2 separate regions of the Homo sapiens genome follow, and region 1 is linked to region 2. The links are chromatin contacts, found by Hi-C in ENCODE. All regions are on one chromosome and are shown on one strand. The core of a region is the stretch at or near the end of the contact, and the rest is flanking DNA. Distances in the headings are between cores, read along the strand shown. Region 1 overlaps TWIST2 (twist family bHLH transcription factor 2). Region 2 has its middle 42 kb from the start of LINC01107.

What was found. Hi-C counts contacts between places; a loop is a spot of excess contacts on that map. Pooled maps may share reads with other maps.
Region 1: a loop to region 2 is called in a map of ascending aorta, with 1.9 times the contacts of the local background. The contact joins two enhancer-like sites. A Hi-C loop is called at or near these places in 2 of 168 maps with a recorded cell type or tissue (ascending aorta and endothelial cell of umbilical vein) and 4 of 50 pooled maps.

The regions. Positions count from the first base shown.
Region 1 is chr2:238,861,218-238,865,940 of GRCh38, reverse strand. All of the region lies in intron 1 of TWIST2 (twist family bHLH transcription factor 2), which reads right to left. Among named protein-coding and RNA genes, the nearest start is that of TWIST2, 15 kb to the right of the region's middle. RefSeq lists enhancers at 552-1,169, 1,439-1,733. Within about 2 kb of position 1,585, at least 20 of the 41 ENCODE cell types and tissues checked have a DNase peak (open chromatin) inside an H3K27ac peak, as active enhancers do; they include ascending aorta, where a contact is called at or near this core.
Region 2 is chr2:238,594,870-238,599,666 of GRCh38, reverse strand. No RefSeq gene overlaps it. Among named protein-coding and RNA genes, the nearest start is that of LINC01107, 42 kb to the right of the region's middle. Within about 2 kb of position 2,371, at least 18 of the 41 ENCODE cell types and tissues checked have a DNase peak (open chromatin) inside an H3K27ac peak, as active enhancers do; they include ascending aorta, where a contact is called at or near this core.

The DNA of each region.
Region 1 (4,723 bases), core at 336-2,835, 270 kb before region 2:
GAAGGGCCGATCCGACCCCGGCGGGGCACTGTACGGTGGAGTGACTGGAAAGGGTTCATCACAGCGAATGGCATTTCCACCACACAAGGTGACATCGCACAGACTGTGGGGATTGCTTCCTACCTACACAGAGCATCTAAATTGGTGTATTCACTGGCACCACGTATAAAAAGGGACCTCTGAGCAGTGGTAGTGAGGGTTCTCTGGGTTAGGGGATGCCTGTCTAATGCCACAGCAAAAAAAAAAAAAAGTTCCAAAAGACCAGATGGCACAGCTGGCCCTGGCCCTGCAAATTCAAAGACTCAACCTGCAGGCATGTGGCTGGGCCACCCAAAGCCAGGAGACGCCAGGTGGGTGACGTGAGTAGGGCAGGGGTTTGATCTGCTCACTTCTGGACCCAGAGGCTTCTGTGCCCAGGCTGAAGCTACCCGATCTCCCGCAGGGAATCCTGACACGAGCGCCTCAGGCCTTGCTCCCAACACAGGAGCACCTGAGAGCAGACTGCAGGGGTGTAGGAACGCCAACAGGTGCCCGGCTGGATCCAGGCCCCCCTCACTCTCCGGGGTACTCCCTGCTGCATGGGGAGGTCCCTGTGCGCCGTCGTTTAAAGCAGAGAGCCCTGACATAATGACCCGACTCAGTAGGATGGGGCCATACTTGGCATGGAGGGAAAAATCTCATTTTTTAGATAATTGGACTGGCTGGGTTTGCTTCCTGGCTCTGCCCACAGCTCTGTCTATGCTCTCAGCTGAGGAGTTACGTAGGTCCCTCAGTTTCCCCTGCTGTGAAATGGGGGTGAAAGCACCCAGCTCACTGGACCATTCTGAGGATGAAAATAATTTTGCTTGCCCAGTGCTTGCATGCTTGCTGGGTGGACTTTCAACGAGTGGAGTGACCCCGTGTGGCTTTGCCATCGTTTCTCAAACCCTTTATGTCAGTTTGCAGGGGGAGAGAAGAGGCCCCTCGGGTGGCCAGGCCCACCGAGCCTGGCAGTAGATGCATCCTCCAGGTCCTCCCGGCAGGCCTTCCGGAGCTCTCTGCTCCTGGCGGATCTCCAGGCCTGGCCTGGCCACACACCCTGCACTCTGGACCTTCCAGGGGTCCCTAAGGAGAGGAAAACCCCTCACAGATGCTCAGAGAAGGGGACAGCCCCACAGGTGTTTCCCAGGGTAGGGTGCAGGCCTGGTGGGTGCCTATACCAAGTGGACCCCGCGGCAGGGTGGACCCCAGGGCAGTGTCCCCACAGAGCAAGCCACGGCCCCGCACCCTCCCACCTCCTCTTCTCCCGCACCTCGGAGGGTACCAGCCTCTGGGCCCCTGTCCTGCTGGTCTTGGCCGGGCCGGGTGGGCTGCCTGGTGCCCTTAGTTCTCCCCTCCCCAGGCTGACCTGGCCTGGGGGCCGGGTGGGGCGCGCCTTGGAACTGGGAGCCGCCTCCAACCCTGCACTCTGCTCCAGGCCTGGCCCATTCAAACCTTCCTGCTCTGTTTATTTGCACAGCCAGAGGACAAAAAGCCACGGCTCTGAGTCACTCCTGCTCCCAGTCGGCTCTGATTCATGCAGGAGGCCCGCGGAGGGGACTAACCCTGGCAGTTAACCTCTTGGTTTCTTTATGTCTCTACAGCAGTGAGCATCTGTGTCTTCGAACTGAGGATCAGGCCCCGATCGCCGCTCACAGTCGCGTGCTTGGGGTGTAATGTGGAGAAGAGAGGATACCACGGCACAGCCCGAGAGGTCCCCCCTCACCTCCAGCCCCTTCCCCCCATGCTGATGGAAACTTACAAATATTTCAGTCATCTCTCCGAAAAGGATTTGGTCATCTGGCAAAGGTGGTCCCAGAATTTGCCAGAAATATGCGTCAAATGTAGCCCAGGGTGTAAAGGAAGACAGGCTTAACGAAAATTAGATTATGGCGAAGAATCTGAAAGGAAATGAGAGATTCTGTGCCTGGTTGGTCTCCAGCCTCTGGGGAGGTGCCGCCTGGTGCTTCCTCCCTGTAGGTTCTGGAGAAGCTGGCACACAGGGATGCCCCCAGGATAGGGGGTAGACCTACTCTACGGCCGACCTCTCCTCAGTCCCACACATTTGTCATTCATCATACAAGGCCAGGGGGACACGTGGTTTTCATTTTTGATCCTGGTAAAAAGTGAATAAAACGTCTCTAGTAGCTAAGAAAGGGCTTTTTCTAGCTCCACTGAGTGAGTCGGGGTCAAAGCACCTCTTCTCAATTTGGGTTCGGGGAACAGCTAAGGGGTTCATTGAGGTTTTTTCCCACTTGCTTCCCCAAAGCTGAAGTGGTTTATGGTTAACAACAGATATCCCCAACTACGTAGAGAGGAGTGAAAAAAAGGCAGAAGAAATGAGGATGCTAACACTAACAGTGTGAGGATGAGCGCCAGTCCCATCATGAAGCGCCATTTGGGAACTGCCCAGCGGGTAAAGGCCAGCCAGGAGAGCTGAAACCGCACAGCCCTCACTGCCAAAGGACGTCGCCAGCTCCATCAGGGAGCCGCGCTGGTACATTCCGGGTGCATCCTTCTGAATTATCCTAACACGAAAGGCCTCTTCTGAAAATGATGGACGGGCATCTTTAATGTAGATTGCAGAAGATACAAAAATATATTCTGAAGGCCACTCTTTTGTATTACTTCAGCAAGTACCTAAGTCCTAACACCGAGTGGGGGTTGCGGTGAGGGCATTCCTATGTGGATGGCAGCTGTATTTTCACTGCACCACCTTATGATGGGACTGGGAGTAGTTGCCCTTCTCTGGAGGGAGGGTCGGTCAGCATGTGCCTGCCACACTATCTTTACAAAGCACTGGGCACCTCTGGATTTGTGTTCTCAAATTGCAGAAGTAATACAGGGCATCTGTAGAAAATCTAGAAATTAAAAAAAAAAAAACATAAGAAGGAAAGGAAGCTCTTTCATCAACTTTTGGTCCAGAGACATTCATTCTTGCCACTGTCTCTCCAGACAAACACACCCGTGCATGCACACACACACTTTGATCTTCCAACCTGAGATCGTATGAACTGCTCCATCCTACAATCATGGCCGTCACTTTATTAAACATCCACTTACAACACACATTTGCTGACTGCATAGTGTTCCAGCATATGGACCAAGCAGAGTTTATCCCACCTATTTCCCAGGACATTTTAATTTTGTCGCCAATATTAATGAAGCTGATATGAATTTCTTTGTTGCTCGGCAGCTCTGCCATTATTCACTTAAGATAATTCCTAGAAGTGGAATTGTTCATGCAAAGGGTATTTCCAGTCCTAGATCTTTTCTTACCTACCATCAAAATTCCTTTAGAAAGCTTGTGCAGCTTTTCTTCCCTCTGGCAAATAGGATGGCCTGGTTCCCCCACCTTCCTCAATACTGGGGTTTATAATTATGTATTTTTTCCAATTTAATAAAAAATAATATCCTTCTGTTTTATTTCTAATTCCTTAGATTATTGTTGAAGTTCAACACTTCACGCGTTTATTGACCAACTGAATTTCTCCTTTTATGAATTCATATTTTTTGCCCATATGGGGTAATTGTCTTTTTAAATTTTTTAAAGGCCCTTTTTCTAGTAAGAACATTAACCCATTGCAAAACAGATTGTAAATATTTTCTTCCTGGTTCTTCTAAAATTTTTGATTGTCATAGTTTTTTGGTATATAAAAGTTTACAATTTTAATTTAGTGAGTTATTATTTTGCTATTTTATTTATGATTGCTGGACTTGGAATGGTCAGCTTTTGGAAGCAGATGGTCGGAAAGGCCTGCATTAGTAAACACCACTTCAGCTCACTGGATGTTCACCACTGCCACCTGTAAGACACTGGCCTGATGTCCCGCTGTGTTCCGTCCACGTGTGGTTGTGGTGTTCCGTCCACAGCTGTGACTGTCCCTGCTGGCCTGGGCCATGGCACCTCAGTGGGATGAAATTATAGTAGGCCCCCTTATCCACAGGGATACACACCAAGACCCCCAGCGGATGCTCGATCCCAAGGATGGTACGGAACCCTATATATACTGTATGTGTTTTCTGTCTGATGACCCAGAGACTGGGGGGATGGAGCGGGACAGCTCGAGATTTCATCAAGATACTCAGAATGGTGTGCAATTTAAAATGTATCAATTTTTCTTCTGGAATTTTCCATTTAATAACTTTGGACTGTGGTTGACTGTCTGTAATTGAAACTTCGAAAAGCGAAACCATGGATAAACGGGACGGCTGTAACGGGATTCACCAGGAAGCCTGGCTTTGCTGTTAGTCAGGTGGTGGCAGGTGTGCTAAAAGGGACGCTGACTCAGTGCATTCTCTGACACCACGGTCTCACCTTCAGGGATAGTGAGATAGAGATAGGGAGGAGGAGTGGAGGAGACAAGGGCGGAACACTACCCCCACCGGGCGCCTAAGGGTGCCGACTTGCCTCAGAGCATCCAGATGGTGTCTCTGAAAGTCAGTTGGAAAATCAGTGATGGAGGTGCCCTTTCTAGTTACCCTACACTCACTGGGCGCTGGCTCCAGTGTCCCCCCAGGCATACAGAGCACAGGCTGGACATGGTAGAGCCTCCAATTTAGTTACCACGAAGCAGAAGTGGCCGGAAAGGAGAGCAGAGCATCCCCCAGGAAAAGCAAGTGTGCTGTGCTACGAATGTGAATATCGTGCTCATGAATCAAAGCAGCTGGGCTCTGCGCCTCGGCAGCTGTGGGAAGAACCCCT
Region 2 (4,797 bases), core at 1,122-3,621:
CCACAAGGTGCCAGAGACCACCTGGTCCAACCATCACTTCCCACACAAACAAACCAAGATGCAGGTGTTTAGTTAGGCATCAACTAGCTTGGGTTAGTATCCGTTGCCTCCGGCAGCTCTTCCTTTCCTGGTCTGAGGGGCTCCAGTGAGGGCTCCAAACAGCCCAGAGTCTTATTACTTGTATTTGAAAACAAATGCACAAAGCCGCGGGAAGGGCAAAGCCCTCCCAGCACTGGCTGTGCCTAGTCCCTGCAATCTGACCTCACTGCTCCAATGCCATTAGCTCCAGAACAACCCCTCTTCTCCAGCAGCAAGGACTTCAGGACTCCCGGGCAGACCCACGCGGGGCAGCACCCCTGCAGATCCAAGCCTCATGCACTCTCTTCCACACCTGGGCCCCTGAGGCTCCTCCACGGACTGCTGCGTTTCCTATTTCTTCCAAGACAAAATGGACCCATTCACCTTTTTCCCTCATGTCCCTCTCTCCCTTCTCCTCCCTGGTCCCACTAAAAGTGTGAGCTTCCAATGCTTCCTGGGTTTGAAAAGTTTCACATGATATCAGTACACAGAGACAGTTCATTTTGGTATTTGGGCTCTTGTCAAGGTTAAAAACCAAAAAATGGATTGACCCATCACTAGACAAAATCAGAATAGTCAAAGAGGTGACGTCATGGGGGAAATTCCTAACTCACGCATGCGCCATGGTCTGTCTCCTGGTCTTTGTCATTCACACGTTTTAGATGAGCATTTATTTACTATGCCCATAATCTGTGCTGGGCACCGTGGGCCCAGAGATCCCTGAGGCACAGACCCTGTCTCCAAACGCAGGAAAACACAGAGATCGTGAGAAAGAATTGCAGCTTTCGTGGCAGAGTACACGGCACGCCTGTGTGGGGGTAGGCAAGGGCCTCTGAGCCAGGACAGGGTAGAAGGGACAGTGGAGGGTCAGGAACACCTTCCAGAGGGGCTCACAGGGAAGGAGAGGGAGGGAATGACCAGGGGAGAAACAGAAAGGAACAAGGCCAACTCCAAAGGCCAGAGCCCCTGGACACAGCGGGGCACAGGAGGCAGACAGGCAGAGCCAGGGATGGGGGATCCCACGGGGAACTGAGAGCGGGCACAGGGTTCAAGCACAGGCATGGCAGAATGTGCTGTGCATTGTTTCAAGGTCCTCTCGGTGGCTGCATAAGGAATGGACTGACTCAGAGTGACAGGGTGACCCAGAGACCCAAGAAAAGCGGCAGCAGGAGAACAACCTGTGGCACTTAAGATGCCCAGAGCCATCCTGCGTGCTTTGCAAACATGAGCCCATGAAATGCTTGCCACCACGCAGTGGGGTGGGCACTGACATTGCCCCGATTTACAGAAAAGGCATCTGGGACACAGAGAAGTTGGCCTGCCGAGGTCTGGGAGTGACCCCGAAAATGGAGCAGGGCCTGAAACCAGGCAGTGGTGAAGGGGTAGGAAGACAAATTTGGTACAGAAACACTTAGGACTCAGTGCCCAACCAGGGGCAGGAATCTGGGAGAGGTCTGGGATGACCCCCAGGTCCCTGGTTGGGGTAACTGGAAGAGCTCAGGGCTGTAGGGAGAAGAGTCTATTTAAAGGGGAATGGAGGGGTCCCACTGGGGGCGGGACAATTTGGGAACATTAGTGGGATGTTGGGGGAGGATTAGATCTATAAGTCATGGACACCCAGGTCAGCCCCAAAGGGTAAATGTGTGGGGTGAGTAGAGAGCTAAGAAGCCACAGGAGACCCCACATCACTGAGTCCTCCTGCCTGATGGCCCCTCCAGGCCTTGGGACAACCTGCCCTAGGATTCCTGATTCCCAGTTGAGGGGAGAGAGGCCTGGGGAGAGGCAGAGCTCTTAGAGCCCGGGAGGACATTCTTGCTTCAAGGCTCAAGTAGGGGGATGAGAAGGAGGACCCTTGGCCGAGAAATTTCATGCAGTAAGGAGGGCTCAGAGTGGCTTATGCGGGAAAGAGGAAGTTCAAGAGCACCATAAAGGGTTAGAATTTCAGAGAGGAAAAGAACCTCTTAACACTTCCAATAGGTGATTTTCTCTTAAAAAAAAAAAAAAGAAAGAAAGAAAAAGTTTAAGAAGAAACTTTACAAAGGGAAAACGTAATGTTCAACCTCTGGGCAAATTCTAGCGGAAAAAGGGAGAGAGAGGGGTGGGTGGGAGGCTAACACAATTTATGGGCCCTCAGAGCCGCGCCAGCTTGAGGTGGCGGAGCCTCTTGGCCCGGGGCCTGCCTGCTGACTTGAGCTTTGAAAAACAACTTCCTGTCAATAAATGTGAACAAAAGTTTGGACCCATCTTCAAAGTGATGAGTTATGCTGAAAGTATGTTCCTGCAAACGGGGGGAATGGATTGTTCCTGGCGCTTTGGCATTCAAGAGAGTTTATAAATAACCACTCAGCTCTGCTCGGGTTATGCCTGCTGGGAGTGCCCAGTGCCAGCAAGCAGAGGGAGACCTGGGGAGCGGGGCAGCACTCCCTGGTAGGGCTGGCACAAAGTGCCCAGAGAAGCGCAAGTCACGTCTTGGCGTGGGAGTAGGGGGCTTCCCCAAGCCTCTGTTCAGGGCTGGGCAACCGGGGACCCCCTGGACCAGCTCTTCCATTTGCATTTTGGAGGGAAAAAAGGAAGGAATGGATTCTACATGTGGTTTCCATCGGCCCAGAAAAGTAAAAACATGTGTCAGCGTTTCTAGCAGAAATGGTCCTTGTTATTTTAATGAGAAAGACCATAATTAGGGACAACAGTGAAAAAGAAGCCATGGGTCCCCTTTGTGCCCTCCCCTCAACCGATGGGGAGCAGTCGCCCCAATGAACAGTCCTCCTGCCCTTAACCTGCTCCACCAGCACGGGAGGAAGGGAGAAAGCTGGGGACAGGCAAGTCCTCCAGCTCCAACAGTTCCATTCTCAGGGCTGAAGGTGCCGCCCAAGCAGCTCATTTGTCAGCGTTTAAACATCATTACAACGTTAACGGCCTCTCTGATGCCAAAGAGTTGGCTTTGCACGCCTATAAATTAGAGTACATCAAACCAGAGTTTATTGAGTCTTGGCCAATCAGAAGTAAAACTTCCATAACTTTTTACAATTCTCTACATTCTTCCAATTATATTAAAATATTTATTTGCACCCTGCATGATATATATAAACGTTTTATTAAGAACATTTGAAACCTGGTTCTTTAAACAGAAAAAAGATCCACTCCATGCTGGCAGAGGTCCGGCCAGTATGTGCTGTGTCCAGTTGGTTTCATGGAGGGAAACAGCTCTGATTGGATTTTCGAGGGATTAGCAAGAAGGAGTGGCAGAGCACGAAGCTGGCTCCCAATTCATGGCTGCGCCTCCCTTAGCAAATCCCCTGCATTTGGTCGTGACACCAATGAGGAGCAGGTCCCTGTTTTGTCTCTGCCTGGGCTGGCCTGTCTGGAACAGTCTTCTAGGGTCACAGTGCACGTCTGCCTCTGGGCAGCTGCCTGACCCAGGCCTCCACGAGAGCAGGGAAGAGGCACAGAGACGTTCCATGATGGCTGGGTGAAGAAGCAGGCAGTCGGGGTGAGTTAGGTTAAAACCCAAAGCCCCTTCTGCCCGGCCCTTTCCTGGCTGTGTGCTGTGGGGCCTGGACTCCCCCTCTCTGAAGCTCAGTTTCCTGTCTCTAAAGTGGGTGTCACAATGACAGCCGCCACCATTCCTCCACTACCACAAGAATCATAGGTGGTGACCTGCCTCATATTCCCGAAACGTCTCTGCGCGGCAACATCCTCCTTTGAGCCTCGTCTCATCCCATCGTTGCCTCCTCCTGAAGGTCCTTCTGCTGCTGACACATCAAGTGCATGGGGACATCCGTAGCACGTGGCCAGCCAGGAGGACACTGAGGCCTGCCTGAGGCCCTATCTGTGGGTGTGATCATAACGCCACCAAGAACAGCTCTTGTGCTTACAGGGTGCTAAGTCCTGACCATCTCAGGACATCCTTCACACTGCCCTACAAGGTAGGGACTCTCGCTGCAGATGAGGGAGGTATCTCTCAGTGGGGTAAAGGGTTTGGCCAAGGCGGTACAGGTCGCCCTCAGGCTGGCCAGCGCGTAGCACTCCACAGCCACAGCAGACAGCATCACAATGAACTACTCAGGAGCAGGAGGGCAGGCTCAGGTCCCAGGAAGAGGAGTGTGGCCACAAGCAAGATTACCCGCCTGGCCTGGAAGGGACAACCGAGCAGAATTTGAAATAAGCAGCAGGGAAGAGATTCTGGTTTCTGTGGGGCCCTCATCAGAAACCCCATAGGGCCCTTCACCAGAAACCCTCTGCCTGCAGAGACCACCTGCAGATGGGGGCCTCAGCTGCCTGCAGTTGCCCAGGGCATGGAAGCACAAAGCTCATTTCTGTTACCACATCACTAACTGTAGGATTGGACCTCAACATGCATACTGGTTCTGGCACAAAAGGAGCTGATTTCTTGTTCTTGCAACTGTCCCAGGCAGGGGTTCCTGCTCAGCAGATGGTGCCTCTCCTAGAAGTAATTCAGGGACCAGCCACCTTCCATCCTAGGCCTCCATCACAGCCCTTGGGCCTCGCTGTGGTGTGCACCCCCAGCAGTCAGAAAAGAGGGAGACTGGGAGCACATCTCTGTGGCTGCAGGCGTCACTTTCTGCTGTTCTCTTGTCTACACTTTCTGTGTTTTGTTGGACAATCCAGTCGTCAGGCCGTGCCCACCTGTCATGTTGGATGGGAAATGTAGTCCAGCAGTATGTCCAGAGAGAAGGGAGAAATGATTTTGGTAAACAA